Linked DNA regions of Homo sapiens: all the other regions are linked to region 3. Evidence: chromatin contacts called from ENCODE Hi-C or POLR2A ChIA-PET data. All regions are on one chromosome and are shown on one strand. Each heading gives the region's core, a stretch centred on a gene start or an enhancer-like site at or near the end of the contact. The rest is flanking DNA. Distances are from core to core; before and after follow the strand shown. Region 1 holds the start of ANKLE1 (ankyrin repeat and LEM domain containing 1). Region 2 holds the start of EPS15L1 (epidermal growth factor receptor pathway substrate 15 like 1). Region 3 holds the start of F2RL3 (F2R like thrombin or trypsin receptor 3). Region 4 holds the start of MED26 (mediator complex subunit 26).

What was found. Hi-C counts contacts between places; a loop is a spot of excess contacts on that map. ChIA-PET counts read pairs that join two places held with the same protein, here RNA polymerase II (POLR2A). Pooled maps may share reads with other maps.
Region 1: a loop to region 3 is called in a map with no recorded cell type, with 3 times the contacts of the local background. The contact joins the promoter of ANKLE1 here to the promoter of F2RL3 in region 3. A Hi-C loop is called at or near these places in 2 of 168 maps with a recorded cell type or tissue (IMR-90 and K562), 10 of 37 single-sample maps with no recorded cell type and 10 of 50 pooled maps. POLR2A ChIA-PET finds 5 or more read pairs at or near these places in 1 of 52 experiments (H1).
Region 2: a pooled map shows a loop between it and region 3 (4-fold over the local background). The contact joins the promoter of EPS15L1 here to the promoter of F2RL3 in region 3. A Hi-C loop is called at or near these places in 2 of 37 single-sample maps with no recorded cell type and 11 of 50 pooled maps.
Region 4: a map with no recorded cell type shows a loop between it and region 3 (10-fold over the local background). The contact joins the promoter of MED26 here to the promoter of F2RL3 in region 3. A Hi-C loop is called at or near these places in 1 of 168 maps with a recorded cell type or tissue (chondrocyte), 12 of 37 single-sample maps with no recorded cell type and 13 of 50 pooled maps.

Annotation. Positions count from the first base shown.
Region 1 is chr19:17,280,193-17,285,577 of GRCh38, reverse strand. It overlaps ANKLE1 (ankyrin repeat and LEM domain containing 1), which reads right to left and starts at 3,677. Exons shown (of 9, transcript NM_152363.6): 1 at 3,596-3,677; 2 at 3,369-3,521; 3 at 2,817-2,922; 4 at 2,576-2,714; 5 at 1,616-2,353; 6 at 1,312-1,489; 7 at 1-147. The coding sequence starts at 3,657. RefSeq lists silencers at 3,666-3,755, 3,766-3,815.
Region 2 is chr19:16,467,150-16,473,233 of GRCh38, reverse strand. EPS15L1 (epidermal growth factor receptor pathway substrate 15 like 1) reads left to right here and starts at 1,264. Exons shown (of 24, transcript NM_001258374.3): 1 at 1,264-1,321. The coding sequence starts at 1,289. RefSeq lists silencers at 1,033-1,432, 1,493-1,712 and enhancers at 1,793-1,942, 1,175-2,086.
Region 3 is chr19:16,886,919-16,893,103 of GRCh38, reverse strand. F2RL3 (F2R like thrombin or trypsin receptor 3) reads right to left here and starts at 4,105. Exons shown (of 2, transcript NM_003950.4): 1 at 3,806-4,105; 2 at 498-3,531. The coding sequence starts at 3,914. The coding sequence ends at 2,483. CPAMD8 (C3 and PZP like alpha-2-macroglobulin domain containing 8) reads left to right here. Exons shown (of 42, transcript NM_015692.5): 42 at 1-153. RefSeq lists an enhancer at 2,831-3,430.
Region 4 is chr19:16,625,893-16,631,605 of GRCh38, reverse strand. It overlaps MED26 (mediator complex subunit 26), which reads left to right and starts at 3,402. Exons shown (of 3, transcript NM_004831.5): 1 at 3,402-3,734. The coding sequence starts at 3,663. LOC105372296 (a long non-coding RNA gene) reads right to left here and starts at 3,174. Exons shown (of 2, transcript XR_936361.3): 1 at 2,358-3,174; 2 at 1,798-2,247. It also overlaps a transcript of SMIM7 not described here. RefSeq lists enhancers at 2,189-2,238, 2,343-3,274 and silencers at 2,789-2,868, 3,119-3,378, 3,479-3,538.

The sequences.
Region 1 (5,385 bases), core at 2,428-4,927, 390 kb before region 3:
CGCCCATGGTGACCAAGGGCCTCCCAGAGGTGGACATATGGCCGGGCCCTCGTCCCTTTGCCCACGTAGAAGATGGCACGGATGAAAGTCTGAAGGCGCTCAGCTGGGGTCAGTGAGAAGGCTCGGGCTGGCAGGTCCTGAGTCTCCCTGGATGAAGGGGATAGCTCAGACAGGGAAAAGTGGATACAGTGGTCCCCAGAGGCAGTCCTTAAAGTCACAACATATCTTGAACCCATGTCTAGTGACTCCTGATTACAGGATCAGAGAGAGTCAGCGGCTCCCCAAAGACATTCAGCAGCTTTCTTTTTTTTTTTTTTTGAGACAGAGTTTCACTCTTGTTCCCCAGGCTGGAGTGCAATGGCACAATCTCAGTTCACTGCAATCTCCACCTCCTGGGTTCAAGTGATTCTCCTGCCTCAGCCTCCTGAATAGCTGGGATTACAGGCATGCACCAACACACCTGGCTAATTTTGTATTTTTAGTAGAAATGGGGTTTCTCCACGTTGAACACGCTGGTCTCTAACTGCTGACCTCAGGTGATCCGCCCACCTCAGCCTCCCAAAGTGCTGGTATTACAGGCGTGAGCCACCATGGCCAGCCGGGGCTCATGCCTGTAATGCCAACACTTTGGGAGGCCAAGGCAGGAGGATCACTTGAGGCTGGGAGCTCAAGACCAGCCTGGCCAACATGGTGAAACTCCATATCTACTAAAATTACAAAAAAAATTAGCCAGGCATGGTGGCACATGCCTGTAATCCCAACTACTTGGGAGGCTGAGGCACAAGAATCACTTGAACCCAGGAGGCGGAGGTTGCAGTGAGCCAAGATTGCGCTACTACATTCCAGCCTGGGCGAAACAGTGAGACTCCGCCTCAAAAAAAAAAAAAAAAAAAGAGGCCGGTGCGGTGGCTCACACCTGTAGTCCCAGCATTTTGGGAGGCCAGGGTGGGTGGATTACCTGAGGTCAGGAGTTCGAGACCAGCCTGGCCAACATGGTGAAACCTCGTCTCTACTAAAAATACAAAAATTAGTCGGGCGTGGTGGCAGGTGCTTGTAATCCCAGCTACTTGAGAGGCTGAGACAAGAGGATTGTTTGAACCTGGGAGGTGGAGGTTGCAGTGAGCCGAGACGGCACCATTGTACTCCTGCCTTGGCAACAAGAGTGAAACTCCGTCTTAAAAAAATAAAAAAAAAGAAGAAGAAGCAGCTGATGATTCTAGGGCCAGTCCCTTTCTTAAGGGCACACAGCAAATAAAAACCAATCCCCAAATTTTCTAGTTTCTATTTCTGGGGCTTTCCTGCCCTGAGTACCTGGGGTCCAGCAGCAGATAGGTGAAGCTAGACTTCACGACCCCCTCCCGCCACCTCCTGGCAGGATCTGGCTGCTCAAACTGCTGGGCCAGCGCGTCTTCATCTGCCTGGACATCTGGAATACAGCCCGTCCGCAGGGCTGCAGCCAGTTCTAGGCTGTGCCCTGAAAACTCTGGGCCTGGAAGTCAAGGGAGATGGAGGAAGGGATGATTCTGAGATGGGGAGGAAAGTGGGGCTGAGAGCTGGGGTTCTCCGGGAGATTCCTGGAGGCTCCCTGGACTCCATGTGCCCTGGGAAGACTAACCAGGAGCAATCTGGGCTTCTTCCAGCTGCTGGTGGTACAACTGCCTGGTGAAGGGTGTGATGGGGTGAGGATTCTCACCAAGTGCTCGGAGTCCCTTCAGCAACTCCAAGTCAGACACAGTGGAGACTGGCAGGTGCCGGCAAGGGCCGACAGGTTCCCTGCCACCTGTAGAGCTTGCCTCATCCTCTGTCAGCCAGAGCGTGGCCATGTCACTATCAATGGATGTCTGGTGCTCCCACAGGCAGTGGCAGTCAGAAGCTCCAGGGGTTGGTGTCCGTGGGGGGCTATGAGCTGGACTCCTGTCCAGGAGAGGCATGGAGGAAGGGGAGGACTGGAAGCCAGCAGCATTTGGTGGGGTCAGAGTCAGGGCCTGCAGACGGGCATTCAGTTCTGCCTCCGTGCCCTGAGACCTAGGTACCCTCTGGTTGGCATGGACAACATGCAGAAGTCCCTGCCTGGTCGGTGGCAATGACCCAGCCCAGGGGGGAGTGTCCGAGGCTGGGTCCTCAGCTCCAGAGACCTCAACCGCTGTGACGAAAGAGGCGTCTGAGCTGTAATCCCAGTGCCCTGGAGGGGACGCCGAGCTCCCATGTTTGTCCACAGTTTCAAGGGGAACAGGGAGGCTGGGGGGTCCTGGGTCAGCCTCCAAGCCAATGTCCCTGTTGTCACCTCTGCATGGCTGCTTTTGGAGTGCTATGGAGTCCAGCGTCTCATCGGTAGGTCCAGAGAGGCCTGGGGCTGCAGGTGAGAGTGGGGGCCAGAGAGGAGAGGAGGAGGGATGAGACAGCGATGAGAATAGGATCAAACAGAAAAAGGAGATCAGAGTGTCTGAGGCCGAAAGAGCTGGCCACAAATAGTGGATGTGAGACGGTCAGAACCAATGGGTGGGGTGGGGAAGACCCTGGATGTCAGGGACTGGTCCAGAAGTCAAGCCCCAGCAGCCCTGCAGGCCCTACTCACTGCCAGGTGCAGGCTCGGGCTCCTGAGTCTCTGCCCCGATCCGGGTCCGGGTCCTGGTCCGCGTGTCGAGATCCTGCAGGACTCGCGCGCACTCCAGGTGTCCCTGCTGCAGGGCCAGGTCCAGCGGCCGGAGTCCGTCCTACAGGGGCGCGGTCAGCAGGGGGCGCCCGAGGCCCTCTTACCTTCCTTCCCTCCCTCTGGGCTCACCCAGCCTTTCTTTGCCCGCGCAGTGCCTCCCAACCTGGTCGCGCAGCGCCGGGTCCGCTCCTTGGCTCAGCAGCAGCTCCAGGCCGCGGCGGCAGCCCCACGCGGCGGCCACATGCAGCGGCGTCAGTGCCTCGACAGATCTGGGGCGGCAGCGCAAGAGGGGTCATTGCGGACTCAGCCTCCCGGCAGGAACCCCGATCTCCGCTCTGGGGACCTGGAGCCTTCGTTCTCGGCCTCCCGGATCTCCGCCGTCCACCCTGGTACACTGCCCTTGGAACCTAGATGCTATGACCTCAGGCCAGGACCCAAACCTCTGCCGTCTGACCCTGGTGCCTCCACTCCAATATCCGAACCCTTGATCCCCACTTTGGTCCTAGCGCAGCCCCATTCCACGCCCTCGGTCTGGGACCCCAGCGCCTCCCTCGAGCCCTAGCCCCTGCCCTTGGACCCCCAAGTTCCCTCCCCAAGATCCCCTAAACCCCACCCTCGAGCCCCGAGGCCTGGCCCGGGATGATGGGGCGCCCCTTCCCGGATTCCCAGACTTCGGCTTGGGGAGACCCCGCCCCGGACCCAGGCTCTATCTTACCGAGCGTTGGGGTCCCCGCCTTGGCGCAGTAGGGCCCCGAGGCAACGCAGGCCGCGCGGGTGCCGGGCTCCGGCCGCCAAGTGCACAGCCGCTGCGCCGTCCTCTAGCACCAAATTAGGGTCCGCGCCGCAGCGCAGCAGCTCCTCTACTGCCCTGCAAACACCGCGGTCAGAGTGGACCCCGGCCAAAGACCCCCACTCCTGGCCCGCCCCCGGCCCCGCCCTCACCACGGCTCCTCCTCCCGCAGCGCATCCCGCAACCTGCGAGCCAGGCGGGCCTCCGAGCACATGCCCTGGCTGGGTCCGAAGCGCACCGCCTGGTCGGTCGATTTCCTACTTCCCGCGGGGGGCTTGTGGGCATGCGCCGCTCCTCCCCTCGGCTCGGGGGGCCCCTCTCCAGGGCCGAGCAGGGTTCCCAGCCAGGCTGCCCCGCGCCGCACGGGGGTCCACATCGGGGTTCGAGAGCTTTAGTGTCCTCAGGGGCCCTTGACACCCGGAGGCGCTCAAGCAGGGTCTGGGACCGCCGATAAGAGCCCGGGTGGGAGGATGCCACCGGGTGTGCCACTATCTCATTTAAAAACGGGAAACGCGAAGGCACCCGGCTCGAGTGGGTGGAGCTACGATTAAGAAAGTCCGGGGTGCCCCAGGTCATTAAGTCTCAGGGAATCTTCTTCAAGGGTGGCCTCTGGCAGGGAGCACGGCCTTATGAGAGGCTTAGGCCGGGCACGGTGGCTCACACCTGTAATCCCAGCACTTCGGGAGGCCCAGGCAGGAGGGTTGCTTGAGCTCTGGGGTTCGAGACCAGCCTGGGCAACTTGGATAAACCCAGTCCCTACAAAAAAATACAAAAAACTAGCCGGGCGTGGGTGGCTTGCACCTGTGGTCCCAGCTACTTGGGAGGCTGAGTTGGTAGAATCTCTTGAGCCCGGAAGTTCGAGGATGCAGTGAGCCATGATCACACCACTGCACTCCAGCCTGGGCAACAGAGCAAAACTCTGTCTCAGAAAATAAATAAATACATAAAATAGAGGCTTCAATTTCCAACCCCCAGGCCGAGGGCCCAGCTCACGCCTTTAAGCACAGTGCTTTGGGAGGCTGAGGAGAGAAGATCGTTTGAGCCTACTAGTTTGTTGTTGCTTTTCTTTTCTTTTAGTGAGTGCAGGAGTTTGAGACCAGCCTGGGCAACGGAGTGAGGCCCTATTTTTTTTTTTTTTTTTTTTTTTTTTTTTGAGCCGGATCTTACCCTGTCGCCCAGGCTGGAGTGCAGTGGCGCAATCTGGGCTCACTGCAACATTTGCCTCCCAGGTTCAAGCTATTCTGCCTCGGCCTCCCAAGTAGCTGGGATTACAGGCATGTGCCACCACTCTCGGCTAATTTTTGTATTTTTAGTAGAGATGGGGTTTCACCATGTTGTCCAGGCTGGTCTTGAGCTCCTGATCTCAGGTGATCCGCCCGCCTCGGCCTCCCAAAGTGCTAGGATTACAGGCGGAGACCTTGTCTTTGTTTTATTTATTTATTTATTTTTGAGACGGAGTTTTGCTCTTGTTGCCCAGGCTGGAGTGCAGTGGTGTGATCTCAGCTCACTGCAACCTCCTCCTCCAGGGTTCAACAGCTTCTCCTGCCTCAGCCTCCCCAGTAGCTGGGATTACAGGCATGCACCATCACGCCTAATTTTTTATTTTTAGTAAAGACGGGGTTTCACCATGTTGGTCAGGCTGGTCTCGAACTCCTGACCTTGTGATCCGCCCACCTCGGCCTCCCAAAGTGCTGAGATTACAGCCGTGAGCCACTGCGCCTGGCCAAGACCCCGTCTTTAAAAACAATTTTTAAAAAATTTCCAGTCCCCGTTCTGCGTTGCCCATTTTCAATCCAGCGGAACTAGGACTTCAGTATTTTGGAGGGCTGGACCTCTGAGAGTCTTAGTGTCCCATCTGCAAAATGTGAGAATCCTAACGAGGTTGATGCGGGGATTGAACAGGGGCTTGGGCACAAGGGCCTGACACACGATAGGTTCCAAA
Region 2 (6,084 bases), core at 15-2,514, 420 kb after region 3:
CAATATCCTCTGTTTGAAGTACCTAGAAGGACTTCTCTTTTCCTTATGGAATACGTACTGATAAAGCACTCAAGACTGTTAAAAACCTTCATTACTCTATTGATGTAACAAAAGAAGCTGAGGCAAAGTTAATATAAGTAGAGAGTTTGGGCCAAGGTTGAGGACCGCAGTCCAGGAGACACAGATTCAAGTTGCCCTGAATGTATGCTTTGATTAGCAACAGTTACAAGTGGGTTCTTTTTGTTTTTGACTTTGTTTTGAGACAGAGTCTCACTCTGTCACCCAGGCTGGAGTGCAGTGGTGCAATCTTGGCTCACCGCAACCTCCACCTCCCGGGTTCAAGTGATTCTCTGGCCTCAGCCTCCTGAGTAGCTGGGACTACAGGCATGCACCACCACACCTGCTAATTTTTGTATTTTTTTTAGTAGAGATGGGGTTTCACCATATTGATGTTTCACCATACTGGCCAGGCTGGTCTCCAACTCCTGACCTCATGACCCTCCCACCTCGGCCTCCCAAAGTGCTGGGATTACAGGTGTAAGCCACTGTACCTGGCAACAAGTGGGTTCTTGTCTTATTTATTTATTTATTTTTGAGACAGAGTTTCGCTTCTGTTGCCCAGGCTGGATTGCAATGGTGTGATCTTGGCTCACTGAAACCTCTGCTTCCTGGGCTCAAGCAATTCTCCTGCCTCAGTCTCCTGAGTAGCTTGGATTTCAGGTGCCCGCCACCACAGCCAGGAGGACGCCTTGCGGGGCAGGGTGAGGGGGGCAGGGTGCGGGTCCCCCAAATTAGCGCGCACACACACACACACACACACACACACACACTGCGATCCTAGGAACAGGGCGCTTTGCGGGGCAGGGTGAGGGTCCCGACCCTCCGCGGGGTGGGCGACCGCCTCCCCAGGCGCACTGGCAGGGGGACGGCATCCCTAACAGAGAACCAGGCCTCGGCATGGGCTGGAGGGATGACACAGCATGGTCGACTCGGACAGCGGCCAGCGGCATGAGAGTCCGAACAACGTTGGAAGGAGGAGTAGGGGAACGGGCAAGAGAGCACGGAAGACGCAGATGCCTCAGGCCCAGCCCCTCCAGGCTGCGTGTGGGCGGCCCCGCCCCTGCCCCCGCCCCTCCCGGCCTGACTGCACATGCGTGGCCCTGTCTACGGCCCCGCCCTCTCCCGGGACAGGCGGCCTGCGCACCGCCCTCCCGTCGTCCCAGTGCGCACGCGTGGCTGCAGCCCCGCCCCCGTTCCCCCGGCGCTCGGAGCCCGAGTCCGCGGGAAGATGGCGGCGCCGCTCATCCCCCTCTCCCAGCAGGTACGGGCCGGGCGGGCCTGGGGGCGGCGCCGGGGTGCGGGGCGCGAGGCGAGCGGTGCGGCGAGGCTGAGGCGCTGGGAGACTCAGCCAGGCGGCGGCGGGGGCGGCGCGTGCTGAAGGGCTTGCGGCGGGCGGGTGGGCAGGCGGCCCTGAAGGTGACAGGCCGGGACCCGCGGCCTCCCGTGCCCGAGCGACCCTCGCGGGCACCGGCGAGGCGAGGAGGTGCGCAGCGCGTGTCCTCTCCGCCCAGGGCCCGGACCCTGCCGCCGCTGAAGCTCCCAGGCCGGGGACCCGCGGAGGCGCTGGGCTGCATCCCGGAGGGGTGGGCGAGGGGTGCGAGCGTTTCTGTCGGCGCGGCGGCCCAGCGAGTCTTTGTCTCCCTCCGGTCCCGGCGCCCGGGCGGGCAGGGTCCCGCCGGAGCCCGGACCCGTCAGCAGCAGTGCGATCTCAGACTGATCCCCTGCCTCCTTGGAAGCTGCTTCCGCCACCCCTGCACCGGGCGCAGATCGTACGTCTCCGGGCGCCTCTCTGTGTCCTCAAATTCGCCTGATGCGCTTATGAAGGGGCAGTATCGATAGCGCGACACAGACATGCGAAAAAGAGCCATGCGTAGGCAGCTCTGTTATTTGGGAGAGACTTTCATTCATTCATTTTCTATCCATCCCTCAAATGTGCGTTGGGTCAGGTGCTGGGAGCGCTGCATTCTTCCAGACAGACAAGGTCGCTGCTTTCCTGGAGGTGACACTCGTGGGAACTAGAAACTACCTGTGTTATGCTAATCACAGCTGCCTTTATTTGCTGAATACCTGTGTTGTGCAAAGCACCATATAAGCATTTTGCTAGAATGATCTAGCACAGCATGGTGATTAAGAGTGAGGACACAGGGTCAGATCATGTGTTCAAATCTTGGCTCCAGCCCCGATTTCTCTGTGCCTTTGGTTGAAGCTCTTAGCCATTCCACCCATCAGTTGCTTCCTTTGGAAAATGGAGATATAAAAATGTGTTGGGATTATGTGAAAATTAAGCACGTGAAAAAGCGCTTAGAACAGTGCCTAGCATATGAGAGGCACTCAGTGATCCTATAATTACTGTCATCATTTAATCTCTGCCAGATTTGGACGTTTGGGAGTAGAGACCGCAGCAATTAAGAATTCCAAACCCAAAGAGAGTTGATAGGCCGGTTGCATGCTTGCATGACTGGTTAGCTGATCCAAGGAGAGAGAAGTGCACAGCTAGCCAATTTGCAACACTGTCACTAAGTTAACAGTGCTAAAACCCGGTGATTATTAATTAGCAAGTTCTTGTTACTGACATGAAAGTGCTCTGTAAACTGTTAAGTGTCCTACCGATAATAGGTGTTAATAGCTAAGTGCTACAGTTTAGAGTATGTAGTCAGGGGGTGGGGGGCGGGGAAGGCGGGAGTCGGGGGAAAATCACCTAAGATCATTTCATGAGAAAGCACTAAGCACTCCCAGTTTGGGAGGCGTGGATCTTTCTAAAACTTCCTGTCCAATTTTTTTTTTTTTGAGATGGAGTATTGCTCTGTCACCCAGGGTGGAGTGCAGTGGCATGATCTCAGCTCACTGTAACCTCCGCCTCCCGAGTTCAAGTGATTCTCCTGCCTCAGCCTCCTGAGTAGCTGGGACTACAGGCACGTGCTACCACACCCGGCTAATTTTTGTATTTTTTTTTTAGTGGAGACGGGGTTTCACCATTTTGGCGAGGCTCGTGTCAAACTCCTGAACTCGAGTGATCCACCCGCCTTGGCCTCCCAAAGTGCTGGGATTACAGGCGTTAGCCACTGCGCCTGGCCAGGTCACTGACTTCTTAGCCTCTTCCTGTTCCTTTCCCTATACATTTGTTGAATGAAGGCGTGGCCTGGTTTTCTTCGTTTGGAAATGTCAGCACTTCTTTACACTTGCTCTCGAGTGAAAATCTACACCATGGGTTACTGTTGGCCCAGGTGTGAGGCATGGCCCTCCCAGGCCCTTACTGTCTAGCTCAGGAGATCACTTGGGTTCACAGATAACTCTGGGGGAACCAAGGGTATAATTCCAAAATTTTTGGTTGGGGGCAAAAGGGAAGCACCCTGCAGCAGGTGGCTGTGATCTGGTTGGATTTAGGTGACAGAGCACACTTGGCAAGCAGATGGCCAGGTGAAGGTGAGCAAAGTGGATAACCCAGCGGGCTAGCCTAGGGGAGGAGGGGTGTGTTTTCTCCACCCCCACTCCTGTCTGCACTTTTCCCATCAGCATCTTTTTCAGTCTGTTCTGTACTCCATGACATCATCTCAGAATCTCCTTCCTTATATACTCTTTTCTGACCCTGAATATCAACGTAAATTCGAAAGGTCTGCACCTCTGCCTCTTTAGGAGTGATTTTTTTTTCCCAACAGCATCTCAGTGATTTGTGTGTCTCCCTGTCCCCCTGCTCAGCTCTCTTCTGCTTTCCAAAAAGCCTTCCGTGGAAATGCATCCAGATCTCTTTCCTCCTTGTACTCCCCGAGGTTACCGGTGGCCCCTCCGTCCTTAACCCCGGTGCCCTGTGGCTGCAGCCGATCCTCCTCGAACTCCGCAACACTGGAGCCCGTCGGTCTTCACTCTTCATCCTCTCTCCTTTCAGTCTCTCCTTCTTGTCCCCTAATTTCAGCCTCCCTACCTGCATCTTATCTCTCTGTGCGCTCCCTCCCCTGGAGCTTCTGTGCAGAGGACTTCAAACCTGCCTTCTAGAGTCCAGAAGGTGTCTCTCTCCTGCACCTCTGCCAGCCTGCTGGACTCTGGAATGGGCCATTTCCTTGCCATGCCCCAAAGTGGTCTGGGCCATTCTACTTCCTACTTGCCCACTCCCTCCCACTTAATCCCACGCCACTGTGGAAGTCATCTTTTTGATTTTTGAGACAGGGTCTCGCTCTGTCCCCCAGGCTGGAGTGCAGTGGTAGGATCATAGCTCACTGCAACCTCAAACTCCTGGGCTCAAGCAATTCTCCCACCTTGGCCTCTCAAGTAGCTGGGACTACAGGAGCGCAGCACCAATCATACCCAGCTAATTAAACAATTTTTTTTTTGAAGAGATGAAGTCTTGCTATGCTGCCTAGGCAGGTCTTAAACCCCTAGCCTCAAGCAATCCTTCTATCTCAGCCTCCTAAAGTATTGGAATTACGGTGTCAGCCACTGCATCTGGCTAGGATTCATCTTCTAAAACATATTCCCCTGTTCCAAAAACCTTTCACAGCTCCCATTCCCCTTCCTCCAAAAGAACTCAGTTTATGGCTGGGCGCTGTGGCTCATGCCTATAATCCCAGCACTTTAGGAGGCTGAGGTGGATGGATTGCTTGAGGCCAGGAGCTCGAGACCAGCCTGGCCAACATAGCAAAACCCTGTCTGTACTAAAAATACAAAAGTTAGCCAGGCATAGTGGCAAACGCCTATAATCCCAGCAACTTGGGAGGCTGAGGCACAAGAATCGCTTGAAACCAGGCGGCGGAGGTTGCAGTGAGCTGAGATCGCGCCACTGCACCCCAGCCTGGGCAACAGGGTGAGACTCAGTCTCAAAAAAAGTCAGCTTTGATGACCTTAGTAAGCCCTGAATCGACTCCACCTAACCTTGCTGGGTCCCTTTCCTGCACTTCTGGCTCTTGGCAACACTTTCTAGCCTCAGCATCCTTAGCTGTGTTGCTCCGGTTGCTAGAACATCACTGTGAGCTCCTGCCGTATGCTGCCTGCCCTGAAGGACGGTCTTTGAGGCCTCCCCTGTGTTGTCCTCCCTTAGCCCCACCCGAATGAGAGTTCTCTCCCTTGTACCTTCCGTGGGTCCCTTTTGTGACCGCTGTACCTAGGAAGCGCGTGGTAACTGGGCTCAGTGATGAGGAGAGACTGCCCTGGGCCCAAAGAGCTACACCTTCCTCCTTTCCCCCTTGTTATGTGTTCTTCATCCAGGAGCTTTTGCTGTATTTCAGTAGGTGCCTCCATTCTAGGAGGCTTTTATTCCCCTTTTACAAGTGAGGAAACCAAGACCCACAGAAATAGAGTAACTTGCTGAAGTCTCATAGTTGGTGGGCGCAGAGCTGAGGTCACACCTGCGTCCTCCTGCCGCAGAGCCCTGCTGTTCCAGATGGCCTGCTGGGCACCTCTCCCAGAGCAGCACCCGGCCAGTGTGTCTGGAATGAATGCTGAGTGGCTCGGACACTTACTTGTCCTCTTGTCCCTTGTTTCTTTTCTTCCTCTGAAATAAGTGCTAGTCTATCTTAGTAGAATGCTAATGGCAATGCAGTCTAAATTGATGAGAACGAAGTTTTAGAGTAAAATCCACTCCTGAAAGATCCAGAATTCCCTGACTGTCACTTATTGACCTGCACTGGCCTGTTTTTTTTTTGTTTTTGTTGTTGTTGTTGTTTTTTCGACTAAATAGATTCTCCCTGGGCAAGACCCCTCCACCTCCATTCTGAACTTTAAAACAACTTTCCAGGCCGGGTGCAGTGGCTGACGCCTGTAATCCTAGCACTTTGGGAGGCTGAGGCAGGTGGATCACCTGAGGTCAGGAGTTTGAGACCAGCCTGGCCAACATGGTGAAACCTCATCTCTACTAAAAATACAAAACATTAGCCTGGCGTCCTGGCGGACGCCTGTAATCCCGGCCACTCGGGACCCTGAGGCAGGAGAATCACTTGAACCCAGGAGGCGGAGGTTGCAGTGAGCCAAGATCACTCCACTGCACACTCCAGCCTGGGCAACAAAGTGACACTACGTCTCAAAAAAAAAAAAAAG
Region 3 (6,185 bases), core at 2,856-5,355:
ACAACCACATGCAGTTGTGGGACCGCAGTTTGGTCCTGGGGACCATTCATACCCACACACCCAGCTTGTGCCTGTGGTTAACATCTCAGAAAACTCTGGTAAATGATCACTCCAGGATATTGACAAGAATACACGTTACTGATCTTACTCACATGTTCTGGGGTGCACATGAACTTTGTGTGTGCATGTGTGTGTGTGTGCATGTGTGTGTCCCGGGCACCTGACACCCCCAGCCCAGGGCTGCCCAAAGTTGGGCTGATCAGAGACATAGACCCAATGAGGAGCCCAACAGTGGCCCTCCAACCCTCTGCCTTGCCCCCATAGTTCATGCCCCAGTGGTCTTTGAAACTGCCCTGTGCCACTCCCTGGAGTGAGCAGCGGTGTCTCTGTGTGTGTGTGTGTCTGTGTCTGTGTGTGTGTTTGTGCACCAGGTGCTGAGGCTTCTCCCCTTCCCCACACACCAGCTGTGTCCTCCACAGCCACTGGCATGGCCCCTTGTGGTCTGTCCCGTGCAAGGCTTACAACCGGCTGCCAACATCCTGGCAGAAGGGAGTTCCAGGTCTGCAGCACCCGAACCCCCCAGCACACACTGTCCACCCCCACCCCCCATTGTCCCACCTTATCCCTGGTGACATTGACAGAAAGTGAAAAGAAGGATCAGCCTGCAGGTGAGAGGAGGGAAGGCGAGGGTCCCCAGCAGTCAGGGGATAGCAGGAGGCTGAGCCGTGCTAGTGATGGGTTTTGGGGAGCAGAGTTGGGGGTGCTATTCTGGTTGCTCAAGAGACATCCCAAAGCCAGAAGCTGGTGGGCATGAGAATGGCCAACCAGGCTCTGGGCCTGGTGGGGCCACAGCATTGGGCACTGAGGATGGGGTGCCCTCAGCCTCCTGGGCAGGAACTTGCAGTGAGTCTCCAGGGAATGCAGCCCCAGCCCCAGCTCCAGCCCCATCTCAGACACCAGTGCGTCGTGGGCTGCATCCAGCCCAGAAAGCCGAGCCAGAGATGCTGGCAGGGCCCAGGAAGCAGAGTTTGATCCTGTTTCAGATTCCTGGGCTGCCCTGACAAAGTGCCACATGCCAGGCAGCTTAAAACAATGAGAGTTTATTGTCTCACAGTTCTGCAGGCCAGAAGTCCAGGGTCAAGGTGGTGGCAGGGCTGGTTCCCTCTGGAGGCTGTGAGGGAGAGCCCGTCCCAGGCCTGTCTCCTGGCTGCTGGTGGCTGTTGGCTGTGCTTGGCATCGTGGCATCCCTTAGTTTGTGTCCGTCCGCATCACTCCCATCTCTGCCTCTGCCGCCACATGGCTTTCTTCTCTGTGTGTCTCTGTGTCCTCTCCTCTTCTCTTTTTTTTGGAGACAGAGTCGCTCTTTCGCCCAGGCTGGAGTGCAGTGGCACCATCTCAGCTGACCGCAACCTCCGCCTCCCAGGTTCAAGCGATTCTCCTGACTCAGCCTCCCCAGTAGCTGGGTGGGCACCTCCCCAGTACAGGTGCCCACCACCACGCCTGGCTAATTTTTGTATTTTTGGTAGAGATAGGATTTCACCATGTTAGCCAGGCTGGTCTTGAACTCCTGGCCTCAGATGATCTGCCCACCTCGGCCTTCCAAAGTGCTGGGATTGCAGGTGTGAGCCACCACACCCACTATCTCTCGTCTTCTTTTTTTAATTTTAGTTTGTTTATTTTTGAGACAAGGTCTTGCTCTGTTGCCCAGGCTGGAGTGCAGTGGTACAATCATAGCTCACTGCAACCACAACCTCCCAGGCTCAAGTGATCCTCCCGCCTGTGCCTCTTGAGTGGCTGGGACTATAGGCGCATGCCACAATGCCTGGTTCATTAAAAAATTTTTTTGTGTGTAGAGATGGGATCCCCCTATGTTGCCCAGGCTGGTCCCAAACTCCTGGCTTCAAGCAATCCTCCATCTTGGCCTCCCAGAGTGCTGAGATTATAGGCGTGAGCCACTGCACCTGGCCGTCACTTTTCGTCTTTTTAAAATTGAATTAAATTAATTAATTAATTAATTTAGAGACAGGCTCTCTGTCACGCAGGCTGGAGTCCAGTGGCGCAATCTCGGCTCACTGCAACCTCTGCCTCCCAGGTTCAAGCGATCCTTCTGCCTCAGTCTCCTGAGTAGCTGGGATTACAGGCGCCAGCCACCAAGCCCAGCTAATTTTTGTATTTTTGGTAGAGATGGGGTTTTACCATGTTGCTCAGGCTGGTGTTGAACTCCTGGGCTCAAGTGATCCATCCGCCTTGGCCTCTTAAAGTGCTGGGATTACAGGCGTGAGCCACCAGGCCTGGCCTCTCCTTATCTTATGAGGACACCACCCACACTGGATGTAAGGCCCACCCTTCTCCAAAGTGACCTCCGCTAGTGACAGTTGTAACAACCCTATTTCCAAATAAGGTCACATTCTGAGGTCCCAGGAAGGACGTGAAGTGGGGGAAGGGACCCTGTTCGACCCAGTACAGCCTTCCCCACTTTGTGTCACTGGAGCAAAGAGGAGTGGGTGCCCATGCCCCGGCTGCCCCCTTCCGCAGAGGCCTTGGAGGCCACGGTGTCCCCCGGCGACCGTTGGAAGAGCCCTGCCCGCACCTTGTCCCTGAACTCGGCCGACACGTAGTAGTAGATGAAGGGATCCACGCAGCTGTTGAGGGTGCTCAGCGCCAGGCTGGGCACGTAGGCACCATAGAGGTTGCCCCAGGCGCTGGGGCTCGGGTCCGAGTAATGCAGCAGCAGCAGCAGGTTGCTGGGCACGAAGAAGGCCACGGCGGAGGCCAGCACCACTGCGGTCAGCCTCAGCGCGTGGCCGTAGCGCCGGCCGCTGGCCGCCAGCGTGTGCAGGGTGGCCCCGTAGCACAGCAGCATGGCCAGCAGGGGCAGGAAACAGCCCAACAGCGCCAGGCAGGTGAAGGCCGGTTGCCAGTGGGAGGCCTGTGCGTCCAGGGGCAGCGCGTCATGGCAGAGCACGCGATCGGAGCGCGCCAGCCGGAAGGTCTGCCGCTGCAGTGTCAGGGGCAGTGCCAGGGCGGCCGCCATGAGCCAAGCAGCCATGCAGAGTCCAAGGGCCAGGCGCCGGCCACGCAGGGCGCGGGCCCGCAGCGGGTGCACCAGGGCCAGGTAGCGATCCAGGCTGACGGCGGCCAGCAGCAGCACTGAGCCATACATGTGACCATAGAGTGCGGCCGTGGCCAGGCGGCAGGCGGCCTCCCCGAAGGGCCAGCGCTGGCCACGCAGGTGGTAGGCGATCCGCGGGGGCAGCGCCAGGGCCAGCAGGAGGTCAGCAGCCGCGAGGTTCATCAGCAGCATGGTGGAGGGCAGCCGAGGTGCCTGCGTGGCCAGCACCCACAGCGCCAGCCCATTGGCCGGCAGCCCCACCACCAGGACCAGCCCATAGAGGGCGGGCACCAGCCTGGTGGGCACCCAGCCCAGAAGCAGTGCCCGTGAGCTGTCCGGGAGCTCCAGGGTGTCACTGTCATTGGCACAGACTTGGCCTGGGTAGCCGCGGGGGGCAGGCAGGATTGAGGGCGTGCTGTCTGGGAGAGAGAGGGGACCTCAGTCAGCCCCTGCCTCGGCAGGTGACGAGAAGCAGCAGGGAGGGAGGTGCTCAGAGCCTGGGGTCTGCCCTGGTGGGAAACAGCTGGACATGACACTCAAGGGAATAGCCCAGCCCTATGGGGTCAGAGACGGGATACAGAGTGGGCTGGGCTGAAGCCCGCAACTTCCCGGCCTCCCCCTCCCCAGCTCCGGGCCCCCAGCTCCATCTCTGATGTAACCCCATCTCTGCACCCCAAAGCCAGGACCACTCACCATCACCACCTCCGGTGCTCCCGCTCTCGTCGTAGACGCTGGGGGTCTGGGTGCCGCCAGACAGGCTGAACCCCAGCACCAGGGGCCACAGGAGCAGTCGCCCCCACATGACTGCACTCAGGCTGCTCTGGGCTGTGGCCTCAGGCTTCCTGCCTCGCCGGACCCTGAGCCCCAGCTTCTGGAGCCGAGGCGGACGAGCAGATCGCGCCGGTAGAGATAAACCAGGAAGGCTGCCCCTGCCCCCGCAGACCCACCAGGGCCGCTTGCCAGCCAGCCCGTGGGAGGACTGGAGTGTGGGTTATGGAGACCGGGCTGCCCCACGTGGCTATATCCAGTGTGGCGCCTCCCAGGGACCCAGGTGCCAGGCCAGCAAGATGCAGGGGGGGGGGTCCCAGCTGCAGCCAGCACCCCCGGTCCCTGACCAGCCCAGGAAGCATCTGCGGTTCAAGTGGCCACTTCCTGCCAGCCGCTCACATCTGCAGCCACTGTTCTCACGACAGCCCTGTCCTCACCCCAATCCCCACGCCCATCACGGGCTCTGGGCCTTTCCTGAAGTCACCCCCCGACTTCCTATCTCTGGTGAGCAGGATAAGAAGAGCCCTGCTAGGCCAGGCACGGTGGCTCACGGCTGTAATCCCAACATTTTGGGAGGCCAAGGCAGGCAAATCACCTGAGGTTGGGAGTTTGAGACCGGCCTGACCAACATGGAGAAACCCCATCTCTCATAAAAATACAAAAATTAGCTGGGCTTGGTGGCAGATGCCTGTGGTCCCAGCTACTCAGGAGGCTGAGGTGGGAGAATTGCTTGAACCCAGGAGGTGGAGGTTGCAGTGAGCCGAGATCTTGCCACTGCACTCCAGCCTGGGCAACAGAGCGAGACTCGGCAAAAAAAAAAAAAAAAACCAAGGATGGGCGCCTCCCAGAGGGTAATAGCGAGGGTCCCTTCAGACCCCCAGAGCAGCACGAGCCCAGCGTCAGGGACTCTGGCTGAACCTCGAGAGCCCCTCAGCATCCTCGGCTGACCCCATACTCACAAGGCACCCCTGTATGAGTGCCTCACTTCACTCTTGCCCAGGGGACACACGGGCATCTGTAGGGGAGACAGTGATGCTGGGGACAGCACCTGCCGAGGACCGGGGGGACTTCGGGGTGTGTGGCTCGCCTGCTCTGACCTCTGACCCTGAGTGAGGTGGCCAGGTTGAAGGGTCCCCAAGCCAGCCTCCAGGGGGCCTCCCTCCTCTAGCCCCAGCACATCCCCACTCCTGGGTACCATTGGATGGGGGCTCATCGGGCAGATGAAGAAACTGAAGCTCGGGGGGGTACCCCTTCCCTCTTCTGCACAAGGCCCCTCAGTGTTGTCCCTCCCTGCCTCAGAGAGGCCTCAACCCGTCGTGCCCTGGGGGAGTCTGGTATGGGTGGTTCTGGCCCCAGTGTGCTCAGCGCTGGGCTACAGGGGATGGGGGACAGGGCTTGGGGGGGTCTGGGAGCAGGAGGGCCTAGTTGGGAGCCATGAGGATTGGGGAAAATAAAATGAACTAGGGATGGGGGAGGGAGGGGTCCAATGTGGCCGTTTCCTGCCTGGGGGAGCCCTAATCTCATCACACACTTGAGCACTCGGGGATCAGCCAGGAAGTGACTGAGCAGAGTCTTGGACAGAGTCAACACCCAGCTCCAGGAGGAGACACTGAAGCCTGGAGAGAGAGTCTAGCTGGGGCAGGGTCTCAGAGGCCCTGCTCCCATTTCTGGGCAGTTTCCATGGCCACCAATGAGAAAATCAGCTTCACGTCAATGACTTGGGGAAAAAGGTGGCTGAGGACACCCTCAGCACACGGAAAACCCACGCCTGGGCTCCCCCCTCCACCGTCTTCTCTGTGAGCAGAGTGGGAAGCTGTGCAGGGGAGGCTGGGCACACCGGCAGTCCAGTGATGCTGGGGCAGGGTGGTTTGAAGATGATGCATCAAAATAGTGATGCACGACCGGGCGCAATGGCTCACGCCTGTAATCCCAGCACTTTGGGAGGCCAGGTGGGTGGATCACGAGGTCAAGAGATCGAGACCGTCCTGGCCAACATGGTGAAAACCCGTCTCTACTAAAAATACAAAAATTAGCCAGACATGGTGGCGCACGTCTGTAGTCCTAGCTCCTCAGGAGGCTGAGGCAGGAAAATCTCTTGAACCCAGGACGCAGGGGTTACAGTGAGCTGAGATCACACCACTGCACTCCAGCCTGGGCAACGGAGCGAGACTCCGACTCAAAAAAAAAAAAAAAAAAAAAAAAAAGCCAGGCACAGTGGCTCACACCTGTAATCCCAGCACTTTGGGAGGCAGAGGCGGGTGGATCACCTGAGGTTGGGAGTTCGAGACCAGCCTGACTAACATGG
Region 4 (5,713 bases), core at 2,153-4,652, 260 kb after region 3:
TCTGCAGTGCTCTTGAATATCCCGGTTCCTGCTTAGGCCACAGCAGTGAGTCCAGGGAGAAGCATCCTTCTACTCCCTCACTGTCCAGGTTGGCTGAAGATGCTCTGCACTTGACCTCCTGACACTAACTTCCTTGCCTTTTCCCATGGCAAGAGCAAGTCATGGACTCTGAACTACTTCCTCTCCCTTTTTTCTATTTATTTTATTTTATTTTATATTTGTGATGGAGTCTCGCTCTGTCACCCAGGCTGGAGTGTGGTGGTGTGATCTTGGCTCACTGCAACCTCTGCCTCCCAGGTTCATGCAATTCTCCTGCCTCTACCTCCCAAGTAGCTGGGAATACAGGTGCCCACCACCATGCCCGGCTAATTTTTGTATTCTTAGTAGAGGTGGGGTTTCACCATGTTGGCCAGGCTGGTCTCTTAACTCCTTACCTCAAATGATCCACCCACCTCGGCCTCCCAAAGTGCTGGGATTATAGATGTGAGCCACTGCACCCAGCCCTTCCTCTCCCTTTCTCTTTGGGGTTCCCTTCACAAACAGGTGAGGCAGCTTTTTCAAGGGCATTCCAAGCACAAAAGACCTTGTTGTACCTAAATACTATAAGGGACCTGTCATTGAGGACGAACCATCACAGCAAGAGGAATTATCTCGTGCCGCATCTTCGCATAACTGACAGGATCCCTGGCAAGGATGTCTCAATGCAGAAAGTTGGCTAAGTGAACTGCAGTATCTACCCTGGACCTAAAAGAACTTGCTAATGTTTTCAAGACTACAATTCAGAGGCTGTCTGATTTAATCTTTGCATTTACAAAAACACCCTTTTACGTACATTAAATGTGGAATAAAACTAAATATCCGTGTGTGTGTTGTGTATCCTGGTGTATATAGTATTATATTTTATGAAGTATTTCATTCATTCCAGAAATAGCTCTCCAGACCCATGGTGTACCAGATCTGTAGAAACTGAAATGCATTCATATGTCTGGGGGTGTGTGTAACGCTACCGTGTATTTGATGAAACTTTTCATTGACTTACTCCACAGATACTATTTTTCTATCTACTGGGGATACCAAAAAGAGCCAGTGCCCTTGAGGAACCAAGTCATGTCAGTGCTTCTTAGTTTTTAAAAAGTGGGTAAGTTGAGTACTTTCCAGATGTTTGTTTATTTTTCAAGACAGTCTTGCTCTGTCACCCAGGTTGGAGTACAGTGGCGTGATCTCAGCTCACTGCAGCCTCTGCCTTCTGGGTTCAAACAATTCTCGTGCCTCAGCCTTCTGAGTAGCTGGGATTACAGGTGTGTGCCACCATGCCCGGCTAATTTTTGTTTTTTCAGTAGAGAAGGGGTTTCACTATTTTGGCCACGCAGGTCTCGAACTCCTGACCGCAAGTGATCTGCCCACCTCGGCTTCCCAAAGTGCTGGGATTACAGGCATGAGCTACCAGGCATGAGCCACCGTGGCTGGCCCCACATTTTGTTTGAGACAGAGTCTGTTGCCCAGGCTGGAGTGCAGTGGTGTGATCTTGGCTCACTGCAACCTCCGCCTCCCGGGTTCAAGCAATTCTTCTGCCTCAGCCCCCTCTAGTAGCCAGGATTACAAGTGCGCGCCAGCATGCCCGGCTAATTTTTGTATTTTTAGTAGAGATGGGGTTTCACCATGTTGGCCAGGCTAGTCTCGAACTCCTGAGCTCAAGTGATCGCCCACCTCCGCCTGCTGAAGTGCTGGGATTACAGGCTTGAGCCACCACGTCCGGCCCAAATGTTTCTTAAAATAACCTGACCCATGCAAAATAAATTGCCTCCTATGTAATACTTTATTAAAAAAAAAAAAAGATACTGTACATCCGAGTTAGAAATTAAGAGAGAGGCAAGACCAGAATATGCCTGAGGAAGGCTTTGCTTATTTTGCTTATCAGAAATGAGAGAATTATCTCCGAATGGGCCAGTTTCCAACTTGGACCATGTACACCATGTACACAATGCACCGCATTCTGGGAGGGGCGAGGTTGGGAGCAGTAAATGACAAGTGTTTTGCCCGTGTTTCTTTTCTCCTCCAAGTGTGATGTAAAACTTTTCACATGTGCAGAAGCACGCAACCATAGCCACGTGCAGAAGCAGCCGTTTTTGCAAATGAAAATATTTCCCAGAAGCACAACAAATACAAGACTAACAGGTGTCGGGCAGCTCCAAGGCACACATGTGGTTCTCATCAGCTGTCTTCCTCCTGTTTTAAATCTAGGTCTTCCTGTAACAGTGGGAAAAAAAAGATTTCTCCCGAGGCCGCCGAGCTTGCCTTTCCATCCCGTCTCACAAGAGCATTTCCAACAGAGCTCCCAGAGAGAGGGGAGCAATTACCAAGGCAATAAACAGGGTGGAGGGAGGAGGGGCGCCCTTAAACTTGACATCTGCGGTTCTGGGCTTAACCCCGAAGTCTAGGTGACCTTGGGCCTCCGTTTCCTCCTCTGTGACGTGTTTGGTTAAGAGAATGAGCATCTCAGTTTTACAGAATCTCAAGGCAGAGGCGGGTAGAAGGGTCTTTCAATCACGGGGTTCTCTGCCGGTGGGGGGGCGGGGGGACTGTGCCCCCACAAGGGACGGCGGCAATGACTGCAGATTGGGGGAGGGGGCGCTTCGGAGGCCAGAGATGCCGCTCAACTTCCGACAGATCGGGGGACCCGCCCCGAAGACAGAGCGATCCCGCCCAAATGCCAGTGGTGCCGAGGTGGAGAAGCCGCCGCGTAGACGCAGATTTGCAACCTCCGGCTTTCCCAGCTACGGCGGGCGGCTTCTGCCAGAGGCGCTTTGCCGCCTCACGTTTTCGCGATCGGGGTCGCGCGTGGCGGTGCAGACCCCCGCCCTGCCACCACACCCATTCCCACACCCTCTGAGGGGCGGGGGGGCCGCGGCGACACCCCCGGACTCCGATGACCCTTCTGCGCGCAGAATCACAACGTGGACGTCTGGTTCCCTCGCCCTCACAAAAAACTCGGCAGCTGCTCAGCCTGCGACTCCCGTCCCCCAGTCACGCGCCGGGAAGGCTCTCCCAGAGGAAGGATTTTCCCGCCGCCCTCCCCGCCCCGAGGTAGCCGCTGCGAGCGTCCGGGTTCAAGGACTCTTTGCGCGCGCGCTTCCGTCAGAAAGCCCCGCCCCGTGACCTGGACGGGGGCCGTTGCCCCGCCCAACCTCCTCCCAACGGCTGCCTAGGCCGGGCGGCTGGGCGGGGCGTCACGGGCGGACGAGTGCGCCTGCGCGCGCTTGCGCGGAGGCGCGGGGCGTGGCACACGGGCAGCCCCGCCCAGGCCTGGCGTCTCCGCCCGCCCCATCTCCCAACCTCCTCAGCGTGGCGCCGACGCTGCGTGCGGCGCGGACTACCCAGAGTACTCCGCGCGGGGGCAGCTCACTGGAGTTTGGTTCTCGAGGCGGCGGCAGCGAGCGGCGGCGGCTCCGGCGGCTCCTCCTCCTCCTTTGGTGGCGGCGGCGGCCCGGGACCGAGACCCGGCCCCGGCTCCCCTCTCCGCCACCCCGCGCGCCCCCAACCCCCCGGCGCCGCGGGGAACATGCGGCTCCGGCTCCCGGAGGCCGGCGAGTGAGTGACCCCCGTCCCCCGCCTCAGCCCGCCCGCCCGCTGGCCCGGCCGCAACCCCCCGCCTCGCCCAGGCAATGACAGCGGCTCCGGCGTCTCCGCAGCAGATCAGGGACCGGCTGCTGCAGGCCATCGACCCCCAGAGCAACGTAAGTACCCGCCGCGCGAGCTGGGACGGAGGCCGCATGGGCCCGGGACCCTCCCCCTCTCCTGTACCCCTCGCCCACCGGGCTTCGGGGGACCCGTCTGGCGCCCACCTCCCCTCGAGGGCCGCTGCCATCCCTGCCTCTCGCTTCTCGGGCCCGGGCCGGGGGCAGGTCGGGCAGCCCGGCAGCGCTCGGTACGTGAGGCCGAGGCTTCCGTGCGGCCTGGGCGGAGGAAGCAGACGGGGGAGCTGAGGCTAGAGTTTTTCCTCCCTTTCTGCTCCAGCTCTACGACCCTCACTGCTCTGGACGAAGCTTCTCTGCCTCGCCCTCCCTCCGGGACCCGAGACCCCCGGGAAGCCCTCCCGGAGCGGGAAGGGGAGGGAGAAGGGCTGTGAAGCAACTGGTGTCCGGGGTATGACTCGGGGAACCTATGTCTCCCATGTCTTGGCCTCCTGGGTGATCAGGGAAGTCCTTCTTCCCCCTCCTCTCGGCTGGCAGCACCTTCCTGGCTTCGGAGAGAACCCCCAGTCTGTTTTGCCCCTGGCCGGGTACCTAGGGTACGTGGAGAGTCTGTCTCCCTTCTGTGACTAGACACGCCTTTGCCAAAACCCTCTTGGGGTCGCTGCCGACGATAGATGATCTCGGGGAGGGTGGGATCCTTCCTGTTGCCTTTCTGGGCCTCAGTACCCATTGCGTCTCTGACCAAGCCAGAGCTCCATTTTTTAGGTAGTGAATTAAAGAGGACTTTTCTCTCCCGTTTACCCAAGAGCTCTGTTTCAGTAGGCTCTTTCCCTCACCTGGGGGTCTCAGCCTGGTGGTTTTTGACCCAGACTGTCGGGGTTAACTCCAGAGTGTCGCTTCCTCGGGTGCCCCTTTGCTGAGGCTACTGTTTGCGGAGGGACCGCCCCCTCCCCTTCCGTGTGTGTGTGTGTGTTGTTGCGGGGGTGGGGGGGTGGGGGGGAAGACTGATCTATTCTCATATTTTCTCCAAGAGTTTCTTGGCAGTAGGGGTCATTCTTCCCGCGGCAGGAGCAGGGCGGTAGGAAGATGCAGTAGCATCCAGGTATGAGGGGAGGCCCTGCTTCCCAGGAAGTGGCCATTGAGATCACTTTTTAATGTGCTGTGAATGGAAGAAAAATATCATCTTTGGCTTGGCCAGGTAACTCAGGTTTCTCTCACCGTAGGGGTTTTTGCTTTCATTTTTACATGAGCTTGGCTGATTACTCTTAGCAATATGCTTCACTCTGATGATGTTTTGGGAATAATTCACATTGGCTTATACAATTTTTGGTTAAGACTGAAGGGTTATGAGTTTTTTCGAAGGCTCTGGTTGCTGTGATATAAGTACTTCTCTTATCCCTGGTATTCAGGTCCCATTAACATTGACTTGATGGTAATTGTCTTTAACAAATGTTATATTGTACATTTTTGTTATGACTTTGGGGGTGGAGTGGGCACAAGCTATATAAAACCTTCTAGAATGTCCTTTTTGCAGTAACTGGTGTCACTGCAATTTTAAGACTGAAATATTAGAGGATAAAACTAGTGACATGAAAAAAATAGCCTTGGTGACTTGTGCATCTTTTGTGGAGCCGGAAGGTAATTTTTTTAATTTCACGCACTCGCTTTCCTTCTGGAGAGTCTGAGAGGTTGCTGAGATATTAGCACTGATCCTTAATGCCACCTCAGAGAGCTTTGGGATCAGGCGGCACTTTGACAGGCGATCACAGTGTTGTAGATTAGGTCACTCCAGTGACCTCACAGTTTCCAGTATTGTATAGGGTTCTAATCTAAAGGGTTCCTTGAGGCAGAAGAAAGGAGGATGGAACAAATCTTAGTTTTGTGTGTCTTAGCACATGCAGAAATGCTATATAGGTCCCTGGTTATGTTAGCTGGCATGGAATTTGCATTTCATACCGCTTATTTTCAGGGACTTTAGTGATGATCTTGGGCAGAGTCCTACTAACATGGGGTGGATGGAT